Regions from separate parts of the Homo sapiens genome. Here region 1 is linked to region 2. A link is a loop called in an ENCODE intact Hi-C map of the cell type or tissue named here. Cell type or tissue: mucosa of descending colon. All regions are shown on one strand.

The links. Peaks named below come from ENCODE experiments on the same cell type or tissue, not always from the same donor. Only the 100,000 strongest peaks of a DNase experiment are listed, where the experiment ranks them.
Region 1: it touches region 2 in a loop (5-fold over the local background); 3 of 110 quality-filtered maps call a loop at or near these places.

What each region holds. Positions count from the first base shown.
Region 1 is chr1:45,910,065-45,918,064 of GRCh38, forward strand. All of the region lies in intron 4 of MAST2 (microtubule associated serine/threonine kinase 2), which reads left to right. Among named protein-coding and RNA genes, the nearest start is that of MAST2, 110 kb to the left of the region's middle. In mucosa of descending colon, no CTCF peak of the experiment used is centred here; a DNase peak (open chromatin) is centred at 3,418.
Region 2 is chr1:45,971,097-45,979,096 of GRCh38, forward strand. The region is part of intron 5 of MAST2 (microtubule associated serine/threonine kinase 2); the gene reads left to right. Among named protein-coding and RNA genes, the nearest start is that of PIK3R3, 160 kb to the right of the region's middle. RefSeq lists a silencer at 4,465-4,584. In mucosa of descending colon, no CTCF peak of the experiment used is centred here; a DNase peak (open chromatin) is centred at 4,505.

The DNA.
Region 1 (8,000 bases), 61 kb before region 2:
CCAATCTTCAGTGATAGTAATTGTGTAAGTACTTTTTGTGTGCAGTTGTTTTTTTTTTTTTTCCCCAAATTTAAGCAGACTAGCTTATTTGTAGATTTTCTCTTTTTCCTCTTCTAAGCTCCACTGTCTTATTTTTCTGTCTATGTTGGGATCACAACGTACTCATTTTCAGTGATCTGTAGGATTTAAAAATAAGACGTAGTTATATCCACAGAGTACAAAGTTTGAATATATTCTCATCAAAAATATAAAGCGTAAAAAATGGAAGTTTTTTATTCTTTTAAAAGTTATTTTTCTTTTAAATATTCAAAATTAATTTAAATAAGCTGAATTAAAAATTTTTGTAAGTACATATTTTTATAAAAATAAATTGTAATTCTAGCATTAACTGTTCAACCATTTATCAGTGTAATAAATTGGTTCCTTGCCTTACATGTGCCATTTCTAGACCTGCATATAAATACATTTACTAGTAATGTGAATTCCTTAATTCTGCAAAATGTTCCTCAATTGCTGTGTGCTACTGTTAGGAATAGTGAGCTAAATTATGAGTACCTTCAGAACTGTGAATTGGAACAGGAAGAAATCAAATAAATGGATGTTTGACTCTGTTAGGAGACAATACTTTCTTAGGAAAGGTATCTATGATATTGATGTTATTTGACAGGAAGGATATAACAGTTAATTTGTCTTGTCTTTTATTCTGACACCCTGTGCTCCTCAAATATTTCATAATCTCAGGCAGAGTTCTCTGAAGTTTGCAGTTTCACAGCCCATAAATGGCGTTCTGATATAGTTGCCTCTCTTTTAAAGGACATGGGAAGAAATATGTGGACAAAGGTTTTCCTGTGGTCTGAACTGTACAATTTGCAAGAATGGATTTTTAGGGTTCTGCTTTGCCAGTGCAGAATCTTGTGACAGAGGAAACCCCATTTCTTTAATTAATTTGTTTTGTGTGTGTGTGTTATTTTGCAGGATCTCTAAAGTGAGAAGCCCATAGCAGAGGCCTTTCTTCTGGCTCTACAGTCAATAAATAAATGTGTGAATGAATAAGAGAAGGCAGGTGTTTCTTTCACCATACTGCAAATTATTGAGCCCTGTCACCAGTCCCAGGGAAATGTTAGGCCTTCCTAGTCCTGGCAAAGTCACAGGAATATTGGCACAAATGGATTCTAATGCCACTAAAGAAAGTACTCTGTGTGGGGATGTGTTACCTGGAGGTAAAAGTAATATCTTCTTTGGTCAGATAAAGGATGTAAAATATGGCTTTCATTCTCTAAAAATCAAACAAATATTTTCTCACTTTGGCATTATTTAAGGAGCTCCGTGTTCTCTCTCCTCCACCCAAGGAGTACTGCTCTGCAATAGTACTGCTCTTCAATATATGCAGAGCAGGCTAGAAAGAATCCATTTGCTGCTGTTGTCAGAAATTTCTACTGAAAGGTAAAGCGCAGTGATTTATAGCATTGGAAACTTGAGTTAGACTGCTCCAGTTTACCAACTTGGCTGAAGACACTTCTGGCTAGTATAATTCATATATAGGTAACCAGGTGCCAACATATTGAGGAAATGCTACTTTTCTACTTACCATTGGCATGATCTTAACTTCTCTGTGTCTTTAAAAAATAATAATAATTTTAAAAATAATAATAATGGAATAATAGTACATATATCATATGGCTATGATGAGTACTACATGAATATTAATGTGTAAAATGCTTAGAATAGAACCTAATAGTTAAGCACTTAATAAATGTTGGTTGCTGTTATGTCATTATTATTATTGTTATATTATTATTATTATTATTATTATTATTATTATTATTATTATTATTATGTAGCCTGGTCTCGGGTATTAGAGAATTGGAGAATATTGAGTAGAAACTTAGGATTCAGCCATAACTGCAAGCCTTAGCTGGGGATGGGAGGATAGACCCAAGGTTGGGGCTTTTGGCAACTGACCCTGATATCATCACAAGGCTTTCCAAAGTAGGAGCCAGTACTTGTTGAGAACTGTTAGATTTCTAAGGTGTTCTAGTTATCTTTAGGACCTGCTACTGAACTGGGGATTCTGAAAAAAAGAGGGTGCTGAGAGGGCTGAATAATTGGACTAATACATGGAGAGGAAAAGTGAGGGCTTGTGGCTACTAGGTGGGTGAGTTTGCTTGGGTAATTAGAACAGTGGCTTTCAAACTTTTTAGACTTTGACTTCAATAACAAATAAAGTTTACATTATGACCCATCACACACGTTCGCATTTGTATATTTGTATGTATTTCAGTAATGGATGTCATAAACACACATTTCACAAAACAGTGCTTACCCTTGCTGTGTGCGAAGGACTAATATTTTCTTTTCTATTCTATTTCATTTGTATATGTACTTTTTGTGTGCAGGTAGTTTCCCTTTTTAGAAAATGTTGATCCTGACTTCCTAAATTGATATAATGTCTTACTAAAGAGGTGTGACCCACATTTGAAAAAGCACTGGTTTGCCTATGAGTTAGTCCTTTGAACATTACCCTAGAAAAAACAGTTTGATACGCTTTGTCATCTAGGTGAATGAGAGAAGCCCCTCAGAGTTGGCAGAGCCGCTGAAGCAGGGGACAAGACTTGCTTCTCTTTGGCTCTCTTAGCTGCCAGGGTTTAGCTCCACAGTTTACTTGATCACTTGGTTTTCTTGAGTCTAGGTTCTTTTTCTCAGATGTCTTCCTATTTGTTGGGACTAATCTCTTCCTTTAGACTGGGAGATTGCTCCAAGAGGGCAAGACTTACAGTAATAGCTAACACTTTTATAGTGCTTTCTCTGTGCTAGGCACTTTGCTGTTTACATGTATTAGTCCTCACCACAACCTATATATTAGGTACCTTAATGATCTTCATTTTACAGGTGGGGAAACCAAAGCATACAGAAGTATGCTTAGCTTACCCTTCAATAGAGGTCTTCTGCAACTTACCTTAAACATTAATGGATGAAATTAAGCTAGTTTCTGGGCTTATTTTCTTAACTTTCCTTATGGCTTTTCTTACCACAAGAATGATTAGAGAGTAATAGAAATTGAACAAAAAATGGCACTGAACTTTGTCTGAAGGAGTACAGTTTAGTTAAGTTGGTCAGATTCGGCATTTGAATAATGACTGTGCTTTGAGCCCTAACATTAAAGCCCTGTAGTCTTCCTTCAGGCTTGGGTTTGAGAATGAATAATGCTGCAGAAACGCCCACATAGTCTTCGCTCATTATTTTACCAGTTTCTTCCAGTCCCTTGCCCACTGCAACAGCTGTTTAGCCTGGCCCATGCCTTCTGGGTTAATAGTATTTCTGACACAGTGTGAGTTTTCAAGTTGCTATGTATAATTTCTGCCAGAGTTTTTACTGCCGCCAGGCCTCAGGGTTGGAGGTTGCAACTGATTTGTGGGGGAGGGAGTTTGGTGCTTGTCACTGACGCAGGAACAAGGTGCTTTCTGTAGCTCTGATTTGTTGCTGGCTGAGTGTGAATGATGTCAGGCAGATCAGAGGACAGCTGATTCATTTGGGATCTGGAACTTGTCACTGTCCCACTGCTGCCTCGTGGGCTCTTAGGTCTTTTGTGGGGGGATGGGAGGGGTGTTCTGAAGATCATGTTTTTGAAGAAAAGTACTTTAATTTTTGCCGTAAGTTTGGGAAGCTTTTATAATTTCCTTTGGCTGACAGAACTGCATACCCCTTGTGTGAGAGAACTTCCTACCAAGACTCCAGTGTGAGGGCAAAACTTGAGTAGCCAGGAGAATGATGAAACGGAGGCAAGAGAGACTGGGAGCACCATGTCTGCGGATTCAGTAAGGAGGTTGGGGTCTCTATGGAAACTGGCAGATGTCAGGAAAAAAAACTAATGCCAACTAACACAGCTTCGTTCATTTGGATGAAGACTGTTTTGGAGATGCCTGTCAGGAAGAGGGCTGAGCTGGCTTGATTAATTCAAGGTCAAAACAGTGGTCCTTGGCAGGGGCATATGAGGTTTCCAATTCCAGAAACTGAATTAGATGTCATTTTAGGGGTTCCTGAATACTTGGAGAACTGGGTAAAAAAATGAAGACAATTATTTTCTTCCCTTGAAAGCAAATGTTTATTTAAAGTTAGTGTCAAGGCTGCAAATACAAACCCCGTGAATGTGAGAAACCAATGGAAACAAAAAGTACCTCCTCCTTTGACTAGAGAGGGTATTGTATTTCTGCCCATGGCCTGTCAGCTCAGGACCTCAGATCTGCCCTTGCAGATTCAAGCATGGGTCCTTTAGGGTGTGACCTCTATTTTATTTCTATATTGGCCAATATAGAAATAAACTTTATTAGGTGAGAATATCAAAGCTGGGAGTGGAAGAAGGCTTCCTCTTCAGGGTGACTTTTCCAAGAGCAGCTCAGGCTTATTTAATGAAGAAGTGCCAAGTGAATTCATCAGTAAATTAGAGAACCAGTGAAAGAAGAGACCTAGAATTCATTTCACCTCAATTATCTGTCTTGAACTGCCTTTGTTTAACCCACAGGGCTAAGGGAGTGTACTTCAGATTTTCTTCCTGAGTCAAACTGCTTGCCCTGAGACAGACAGGCTTCTTCAGTGGGCTTCCTTTGTGATGTTGCCCTTCAGTGTCTGTGGATGCTTATTGATTGAATTAATGATTCTATTAGACCTTAAGAAACAGGATTTGTTTGAAGTATATAGTTGTAGTATTGACACACTTTAAAAAAAACCTTTTATTACCATACTGACACAGAAGTAAAAGACCATTTAAAAACAGACTTCATCAACTAATGTGTTATTTAAAGTAAAGGTCACTTGTTAACAAAATTAAAAATTTTTAAATGGAGTTTGTAGCTTAAGAAAACTTAAATGGTCAAAAATCATGGTTCTGTTTTTGTTTTTGAGAGTGTCTTACTTTATGGCCCAGGCGGGAGGGCAGTGGTGCTATCACAGCTCACTAAACCTTGACCTCCTGGGCCCAAGGGATCCTTCCACCTCAGCAGCTGGGACCACAGGCATGCACCACCAAGCCTGGCTAATTTTTTAATTTTTTTGTAGAAATAAGGTCTCTCTATGTTGCTCAGGCTGGTCTGGAACTCCTGAGCTCAAGTGATCCTCTTGCCTCAGCCTCTTAGAGTGCTGAGATTACCATACCTGGCAAATCATGCTCTTCAAATGTGGGTACACTGCTGTTGGTAATCATTTTCTCTGTTTTACTGACTTTGAGTTAGAAAAATACCCCCTGAGGAGCTAATAAGTAGTTTGTATATCACCTTTTCCTGTTTCAAACAATCCTTTTTAGACTCTAGACCCATTGTATAACCAGTTTGCAGAGTAGTAATTAGGGGCAAAAAGAAAATGAAATTTGCCGGCCAGGCGCGGTGGCTTACGCCAGTAATCCCAGCACTTTGGGAGGCCGAGGCGGGCGGATCACGAGGTCAGGAGATCGAGACCATCCTGGCTAACACGGTGAAACTCTGTCTCTACTGAAAATACAAAAAATTAGCCGGACGTGGTGGCGGGCGCCTGTAATCCCAGCTACTCGGGAGGCTGAGGCAGGAGAATGGCGTGAACCTGGGAGGCGGAACTTGCAGTGAGCCGAGATGGCGCCACTGTACTCCAGCCTGGGTGACAGAGTGAGACTCTGTCTCAAAAAAAAAAAAAAAGGAAAGAAAATGAAGTTTGGCTTTCATAGATTTTTATAATTTCAATTATATATTGAACAAAATGTCTAAACCTCATTTTATGTGATAAGACTTAAGGCTTCAAAATTTTGTACAAGCATATTATTCAGGTTAACAAGTAAGTGCTGTCTAATGTTCTAATTAGTTCTAACATATATATGAAGGAGCTTAACTTTGAAATAGTTCTTTGGAAGAGTGAAAATTCTTTTTGAAAATGAGAAATTAACTTAAAATTAACATTTTTACTTCTTTTAACTTTAAAAAAATGTTGAGTTTGTGGAAATGTGGGCATAACTGTAATTTTAAATAGTTGTGTGCCCTCCTATTTTCTATCCTGTTACTACCCCATATTGTGTACCCACCTGAGAAGTAAACTGAAGACCACTAGAGTGATAATGACTAGGAAAGTGAAGATTTCCTTTGAATATATGTAAGCAAGCACAAGTAGAATGTCACTGTATCCATATTATAAACAGTCAGAAATAACAATACGAGAAACTAACAATGTTATCATTTTGAATTAGATCAGGTACTTATGTGATACTTAAGTAATTTTTTTACCTTGGAAATTAAATAATGGTGTGTGTATAGAAAGCCATGCCAATAAGGTAGCAAATTAAATATTATGAATATTATTTTTATCATGTGTCGTTTCTACTAATGGTAGCAAATTAGAAATCTATTTATTACCTGTTTTCAATCTAATGATCTTATTTATTTAATAATCTTCGATAGGACTTAACATATCAAAATGGCTAGATTGTTTTTATGGGAAAAAATAACCTGGGAATCTAAAATTTAAGTAGAAGCAAAATACATAGTTAACTGACATTATATGATACATTCATTAGAGAAATGTTAGCTAAACAAATTGGTATTATTGTTGATATAATCAATAATTTATAAACTATTCAGAATGTTTTACTCTTAGGGACATATACATTTCTTTAGGAAGTTTTAGTCATTGAATATTAAATATTAACTGTTGCCTGCTAATTGATGTAGTAAATTTGCAGTGTTTGGTTTGCCCAGAAACCAATTCTAAATACTTCAGGCTGGGCACGGTGGCTTACATCTGTAATCCCAGCACTTTTAGGAGGCCGAGGCGGGTGGATCACTCGAGGTCAGGAGTTCGAGACCAGACTGACCAACATGATGAAACCCTGTTTGTACTAAAAATACAAAATTAGCTGGGTGTGGTGGTGCATGCCTGTAATCCCAGCTACTTGGGAGGCTGAGGCAGGAGAATCGCTTGAACCCAGGAGGCAGAGGTTGCAGTGAGCCAAGATCGTGCCATTGCACTCTAGCCTGGGCAACAAGAGCAAAACTCTGTCTCAAAAAATAAAAATAAAAATAAATAACAAATATGTTGAATAGCCAAATCTTAAATGTTGTATTTTAATTTTATGGATTAAGTTTTTGTCTCTGTTGTCATCCTGTACCAACATTGGTACTGAAGTATGATATTGGAGAATGATTTTTGACCACTTACTTTTCTTGAGCTTTTTGCCTAAACCAAGCCACTTTGAATATGTTTCTTTTTGGTTGAAAAGTTATCACTGACCTTGTTTTTTTCCTATTGTGGTACCTTGTCAGAATCTCTACCCTTTGCCGAGGAGCTGAAGTAAACCAGCACATGTTTTCACCCACATCTGCTCCAGCCCTCTTCCTCACTAAAGTCCCATTTAGTGCTGATTGTGCTTTGGCTACTTCTCCTCTTGCCATTTTCCTGAACCCACGAGCCCACAGCAGTCCTGGCACTCCTTGTTCCAGCCGCCCACTGCCGTGGAGGTAAGGAAACTTGCTGTGAATCTGGGCCTTGACAATTGCTTCTGGCCAAATGGTAAAACGCATACCTTACTCCTTAATAATGGGGAGAAATGGAGTAAGAGTCTTGGTTCTGTCACAGAGAAGAGTAAAATAAATATCACAGATTTCTGTTGTATTCAAAATGTCAGGAGAAAGGAGGGTAGGTTATCAGTACTTGGATTTTTGAGGCTATTATAAGTTGTGTGCCCATCCTGACCATTGGACAGCCTTGTGAACTATGACCTGTGACCACCCCATAGCATGGCAGAGTGCTAGAACTCTTAGGAGGTAAAAAAGTTCAAACCTCACATTTTACACGATGGGAAAATTTGAGTCCAAAACAAGTTAAATGGTTTGTTCAGGTTGAGGAAAATAGCCCTTCTCCCATTTCTTTCTGTCTTCCTTTTCTTATATTCAACATTATTTGATTACGTACTATCTGCTAGGACACTGTTTTGGGCATGGGAAACAAAGCAGTGAACATAAAGCAATAAAATCCCTGTCCTCAGGGAG
Region 2 (8,000 bases):
AGCTGAAGGAGAGTTCTCAAGGAAGAACTAACTTGGAAGGAGGATTCTCTAGGCTGGATTCAGGACTTGTTGTAGTTGCAGCCCACTGGATGTAGTTGCAGCCCACTGGATGGCAGAGATGTTTTCTGGTTTGCCCAGACCAAAGCTGGTCCACAGTTACTCAGCAATCAGGGAATAGCCCTCTGGAGCACAGGTGAGTCTCAGCCAGTGGTCAGGCCTAGAGAGAGAAAGTAGAGGTGCTGCTGTGAGCACTTTGTGTCCTCAGGAAGGACGTGAAAGACAAATCCTGGGGGTCGGGGTGTTGAGCAAGCAAACAGAGAGAGTCAGTGGGGACAGGCCTGGAGCACACAGTATCTTTGTAGGTAAGGCTGTGGAAAGGTGTCTGTGTGATTGGGGCAGAGCAACCCACATATCCACGTTCCCACACCACTGACTGATAATGCAGTTGCTAGAATTAGCACCAAGAGCCTGTTCTTTCTGCAGTGTGCCTCCAATACCCTCTACTGAGAAAGTTTAACATCATGCTCACTGTAGAGGATAGATGATGCTTAAAGGAATTCTCTTCTTTATCTCAGAGCAGGTATTGAAGGATTAATTTGAAGCTTAGTGGCATTAAATTGATAACCAGCATAGACATTTAGATTGTTTATACTTTTCCACTATTATAGTCATCAATGCTACAGAAACATCCTTCTTCATATTCTTTTTGTATATATGTACACAGACTTTTTCTGGCATATATATGGAGGCATGGAATTGATAAGTCTTGGAATAAACTGTATAAATTTTTAGGAGTAGGATCAATAGGTCAGGAGGCATGCATATTTTAATGTTGTTTGTTACATATCATCTAATTGATTTTACATGAGTATTCTGGAACTAAGAGTGTGCCTTCCATAAAAGCATTCAGTCCCTATCATTCAAGGTCAAGCTCAAGCCCTAGTGTCAAGCAGGAAGATCCAGCTGCCAATTCCAGGTGAGGACTCCTGCTGCATGGAAGATGACTAAGATCGTAATAATGCCAGCCGTCAGTAGGAGTCCACAGACCTCGGCCCACTGCATCTTCTTTGGGTTTGAAGCTGTCAAGGAGGACTCAACATTCAGCACACTGGTTGGAACAGCATTTCACTCACAGAAAGGACAGATACAACAAGATCAGAGTCTGTGATGTGCACCAGTGGCAAAGATCCCATTCCATCCTGTGGTGGGCAGATACACTGGTGGGGCTGGCCGTGTGCCACATGCCACACACACTTAAGCAATACAAAGAAGTTTACTCCATACCCAGAAGAGGGGAAAAGTTTCTGCTAATAAGGAAGAAGAATCTGTGGCCAAGTGACAGCTTGCCACACAGCTTCCTTATGAGGGAAAGTTTTAGACCCAGGCCACTAATTGGGTAGTCTTGGAGAGGGGTGGCAGGTCATGTGACGGCTACATCCCTTACAGCCAGTAATCCATCCCTCTTTACTCCCTGACACGTATAGACTCCTCACCTCTATCTGCATTGAATCTATTTGGGCTAATTTCATTATCCCTTACTCCTGTTTATGCCCATTGCCACAGGAACCCTCAGGTTACCCGCACCCCATCATCTACATGCTTAATTCATCTAAACCTCTGAACATTCCCTGCTCTGTCTTATCCCTCCCTGACTCTGGAAACCCTTCCAGTGTACCTTTTGGAATTCCAGTTCTTTATCAGCAAGATCTGTCTCGTAATCTGTTCTCTAAACATTCTTTCTTCTTCCTGTTCTAGTGGAATCATAGGGGAAGAGGGAGAGCTTAGAACACTGATTATCTGCAGACTACTCAAGTGTTAACCCTTTTCTCATAATCTCAAAGCATTGGGTCTAGTAGTAAGGGTAGATGTCCTCTGTTTTTTCATTATTTTCACTGTCTTCTCCCTAATCTCCCCAAACTTAGAATCTTACATATCATTAATTTGTATCATTTAGTACCTATCATTGCAGCTGTAAAACTCTTCATACATTGCAATTGTAAAAATTTTAGCTCTTGACTCCAATTACTCTCTTCAGTTCTACTCCTGTATTATTCTTTTTTTCAGTCTGTTTGTGAGCTGTAATGTGTTATTCTTGGTGGTTTCGATACACCCGTAGTTGATAACTCCAGTTCTTAAGACTTTCTGTTCTTTGAACTCCTGTCTTCCAGTGAACCTCTCCACTACCCTACCTCAATCACTTATGCCCTAGATCTGTACTTTAGACCTTGTCTCCATAATTTCAGTTTCCTTCTTCCTGCTCTCTGAGCACCACCTCTAATCTTTCTATAGCTTGTGTCATCTAGAAACCCCACCTTTGAAAAACAGTCATTTGATCCTGGGACCTTTAATCCTTGGGAACCTTCGATAACTATATTGAGATGTCTTCCAGACATCTGTGTGAATAATTCAGTATGTTTGTCTTGATTTCAAGGAAAAAATAGGGCTAGAGATACAAATGTTGGACTTTCACCATATAAAAAGATCTTAAATCTGTGTGTCTAGATGTCATCACCTAGGGAGTGAACATAGACAGAAAGGACTAAAGGTACAAGGACTGAACCCTGGGACATTCCAGTTTTCAGAGACCAAAAGAATGAGGAGAGACCCAAAAGGAAAGAGGAAAACTTAGAATATATAGTGTCCTGGAAACCACATAAAAAGAGTATTTCAGAAATAGCATGTGATCACCTGAGCCAAATGATATAGACAGATCAAGTGACATGAAGTCTGAGTATTGCCAGTGGGATGTAGCAATGTAATGTCAGTGTTGACATTGATTAGCTGTTTTGATGGAATGGTGGGGGCAAAACCTAATTGGTGAGTCAAGAAAGAAAGGGAAAAAGAAAATGGAGATAATAACTAAATAATTTGTCAAGGAGTTTTGCTGTTAGAGCAGAAATGAAATGCAAAGATGGGTAGAGAGATCAAGAGAGTTTTCTTATTTGAAAAAAGTAACAGTGTCTATGTACATACACTGATGGAAGTGATTCAACAGCAAGAGAAGATCTGATAATGCAAGAGAAAGGAGAATGGCTGGCACAGTGTCCTTCTATAGTTGAGAGGGGATGGGATCTAGTAAATAAGCAGTAGGTTAGCCTAGCTAGGAGCACAAACAGTCCTTCTCTAGGAATAGGGGAGGATGTGGGGAATACAGTGCAGATTATGGCTGGGTAGATGTGGTAAAGATAGCTTATTGAAGTTCTTCTCTGATTAGTTGAGGCCAGGTGCTGTGGCTCACGCCTGTAATCCCCACACTTCAGGAGGCCAAGGCGGGAGATCATGTCAGCCCAGTAGTTTGAGACCAGCCTAGGCAACATGGTGAAACCCCATCTCTACAAATGATACAAAAATTAGCTGGGCATGGTGTTGCATACCTGTAGTTCCAGCTACTTGGGAGGCTGAGGTGGGAGGATCATCTGAGTCTGAGGAGTTCGAGGCTGCAGTGAGCTGTGATTGCACGGAACTGTGATTGTGATTTTGAGAAAGAGCAAGACCCTGTCTCAAAAAAATATTTTTTTCTCACTAAAATGGAAAGTGAGGTGATTAGCTGAGCCTGAAGAGAGAGGATAAAGTATGATACAGTCTTTTAAAAGGATGGGAGAAAGAGTACACTAAGAAGTATGGTCTGATTTCCAGTAGTATGAAGAGCCAAAGTTAGTGATCATACACATAAAGTGAGACTAGTCAGCTTTTCTATATGACTTTCTGAAACTTCTCAGGCTAGGATTTTGGAAAGATTGTGTGAAGATACTGAAATTACTCCTGACAGAAGGCATGATAAAAAGAATGTGAGTGATACAGGAATAAAATCCTTAAAGAGTGAAGGGGATTTCCCAAAGGTTTGTATGTGACTTTTAGCAAGGAGGAGTAATGGTTGTTGTAGTCTGATGACATCATTTCAAACCTGGGTGTTTTTATGGAGAACAGAGGGAGAATGCCTGAAGATGAAATGAGCCAGCAGGATGTCTACCCCACCTCTAGGTCTAGTGGTACAAAGGGCATGTGAAATCCAACAGCCATCATTTGAGAGAGCTGCCAAGGAAGCTGCATCCACAGGGGACAGTCAAGTTGCAACCTGTTCAGGGTATGTTAAGGGCTGTACTAAATGTGTGTCCAGGGTGCTTGGGAGTACAAAAGTAAAGATTTGTAACCCAAGCTAGTCATTAAGCAAGGTGTTCTTTTTGGAGGTAGCTCATTGAATGAGGTAGAAAGCTCATTCTAAGATCCGTATGAAATAGAATTATATGATTAGGAAATTAACAGTCCACAGCATTATAGTTGCCTGGATACGATGGCTCACTCCTGTAATTCCAACACTTTGGGAGGCCAAGGTGGGAGGATCACTTGAGGTCAGGAGTTTGAGACTAGCCTAGGCAATATAGTGAGTCCCTGTCTCTCCAAAAAAAAAAAAAAAAAAAAAAAAAAGCCAGGTGTGGTAATACACACTTGTAGTCCCAGCTGCTCAGTAGGCTGAGGTGGGAGGGAGGATCGCTTGAGTACAGGAAGTCACGGCTGCAGTAAGCCGCGGTCACGCCACTGCACTGCTCTCCAGCCTGTGAAACAGAGCAAGACTCTGTCTCAAAAAAAAAAAAAAAACACAGACCATAAAAAAGTACAGATCGTTTGTTACTAGATTATAAACTGCTAATCAAATATGGATGGGTAGGCAGAAAGTCACGGAGGGCTATATGCAGTGCTAAAGGGATGAGGTATGAGGAGTCCATGGCATGGACTCTTTTTTACCTAAGATCCATGGACCCTGAGTGGTTTTACAAGTGCCATAAATCCCCTAAAATTATATTCCCAATTTTGTATATATGTTCATTTTCTTGTGGAGGCAAGATTTGCCAAAGGTGGTTTTTTAATCTAAAAACTGAATACTTTTTTTTTTTTTTTGAAACAGAATCTCTCTCTGTTGCCCAGGCTGGAGTGCAGTGGTGCAATTTCGGCTCACCGCAACCTCCACCTCCTGGGTTCAAGTGATTCTTGTGCCTTAGCCTCCCAAGTAGCTGGGACTGCAGGTGTGCACCACCACACCCAGCAAATTTTTTTTTATTTTTAGTAGAGACGGGGTATCACCATGTTGGCCAGGCTGCTTTTGAACTCCTGACCTCAGGTGATCCGCCCACCTCAGCCTCCCAAATTGCTGGGATTACAGGTGTGAGCCACCACACCCGGGGAAAACTAAATACTCTTTAAGGCTTGAAGAGGCAAAGTGGTCCGGGCACAGTGAGTCACACTTGTAATCCCAACACTTTGGGAGGCTGAGGTGGGCAGATCACTTGAGGTTAGGAGGTGGAGACCAGCCTGGTCGACATGATAAAACCCCATCTCTATTAAAAATACAAAAATTATCCAGGCATAGTGGCACATGCCTGTAATCCCAGCTACTCAGGGGCCACAACATGTGAGAAGAATGCAAGGAAAACTCTGGAAACATTAAAATCACATTGTTCTAGTGGTGATTACCTGTGGAAAAAAGTAAAAAAGCAGCTTTAACTTTTTATTCAATTTGCTACGGTTTTTGGCCATAAGAATTTGTGAATTGTACGATAAAAATGTTAAAATAAAAGTTATTAACAGAGGGCAGTGCTGGCAGTTGGAAGACCAGTTAAGAGGCCATTGCCATTATCAAGATGTTAGGGGAATGTTTGAAATAAAGAAAATATATGACTATGAGAAAAATGTAAGAGATTAAATCAGTGGCATGTGGATTGATTGTCTTCAGATTCCCTGAGTGATTAATGCCATGTGTTGATACCCTTAACTTAGATAAGGAATACTAATAGGAAGAGAAGAGTTAGGGGGAGGAAGACGAACCCAGGATCAAATTTACACGTATTCAGACACTTGATTTATGACAAAAGTGGCACTATAGAGCTGTAGGCAAAATCCATTGGATGTTTGTATAGAGAAATTGGAAAACGTGGCTCTTCACAAGAAAATCAATTCCAGGTGAATTATAATTTTAAATGTGAAAGGTAATACAGTAAAACTTTTAGAAGGTGTACAGAAGAAAATCTGCATGGCCTTAAAATAGGGAAATTTTTTAAAAACAGGATATAAAGGATAAGATTCCTAAATTTGACTACATTTAAAATGAAGAATTTCACCGGGCACGTGGCTCATGCCTGTATTCCCAGCACTTTGGGAGGCCAAGGCGGGTGGATCACCTGAGGTCAGGAGTTCGAGACCAGCCTGGCTGACATGGTGAAACCCGGTCTCTACTAAAAATACAAAAATTAGCCAGGCGTGCTGGCGGGCGCCTATAATCCCAGCTACTCAGGAGGCTGAGGCAGGAGAATGGGTTGAACCCGGGAGGTGGAGGTTGCAATGAGCCGAGGTGGCGCCATTGCATTCCAGCTTGGGCGACAAGAGGGAAACTCTATCTCAAACAAACAAACAAACAAACAAACAAAAAGGCCGGGTGCAGTGGCTCACGCCTGTAATCCCAGCACTTTGGGAGGCCGAGGCGGGCGGATCACAAGGTCAAGAGATCGAGACCATCCTGGCTAAGACGGTGAAACCCCGTCTCTACTAAAAGTACAAAAAAATTAGCCAAGCATGGTGGCATGTGTCTGTAATCCCAGCTACTCGGGAGGCTGAGGCAGGAGAATCGCTTGAACCCAGGAGGCGGAGGTTGCAGTGAGTCAAGATCGCGCCACTACACTCTAGCCTGAGTGACAGAGCAAGACTCTTGTCTCAAAAAAAAAAAAAAAAGTTCTGGTTATCAAAAGATACTATGAAAAGAGTGAAACGAGAAGCCACAAGGTGCGAGAAGATAATGTGACACATAAAAGTAACAAAGGACTTGGGTTCAGAATATATAAAGAACTCCTGGGGCCAGCACAGGTGGCTCCTATAATCCTAGCACTGCGGGAGCCTTAGGTGGGCGGATCACTTGAGCCGAGGAGTTCGAGACCAGCCTGGGCAACATAGTGAAACCCTATCTCTTATATTTAAAAAACAAAAACAAAAACCACACAAAAAAACCTGTACATCAATAAAATAAAAAGATAGTATGATTGAAAAATGGCCAAGGGACTTGGACAGTTCACACAAAAGAGATCCAAGTGGTCAATAAATGCATGAAAAGATAATTTACTCTCATTAGTAATTATGAAAATGCAAAAGAAGCTGGGTGCGGTGGCTCACGCCTGTAATGCCAACCTTTTGGGAGACCGAGGTGGGCAGATCACTTGAGGCCAGAAGTTCAAGACCAGCCTGGCCAACAGGGCAAAACCTTGTCCGTACTAAAAATACAAAAAAATTAGCTGGGCATGGTGGCGCACACCTGTAATCCCAGCTACTCAGGAGGCCGAGGCAAAAGAATTACTTCAACCTGGGAGGCAGAGGTTGCAGTGAGCAAAGATCACGGCACTGCACTCCAGCCTGGGCAACAGAGCGAGACTCTGTCTCAAAAAAGAAAGAAAGAAAATGCAAAATAAAATCACAAAAAGATATTATATGACCAATAATGGCTTAAAGAGTGACAAAACCAAGTATAGATGAGTATGTGAAACAGTAGGAATCCATAAGTGCTGCTGGTGAGTGTATAAATTAATACAACTATTTTGCAAAACAGCTTGGTGTTTTCTTACGTAAAGTACAGAAACAAGCAAACTAGAACACAAACGGACACATATTATATAATCTCATTTCTATGAAATGTCCAGGATACACAATTTCATAGAGGCAGAAAGTAGATTAGTAGTAGCCAGGGGCTCGTGTAGATGGAAATGAAGAGTGACTGCTAACACTCGAGTAGAGGGAAATGAAGAGTGACTGCTAACAGGTATAGATTCATTTTTGGGCGATAAAAATGTTCTGGAATTATATAATGGTTATGATTGCATAGCTTTGTGAATATACTAAAAACCTCTAAACTGCACACTTAAGGGTAAATGTTACATGAAAGTTATATCTCACTTTTAAAATTGTATGAGAGAAAAACTAGAGTGTTTAGAGTTGCATATTTAGTTGGTAAAGCTATAAGGAAA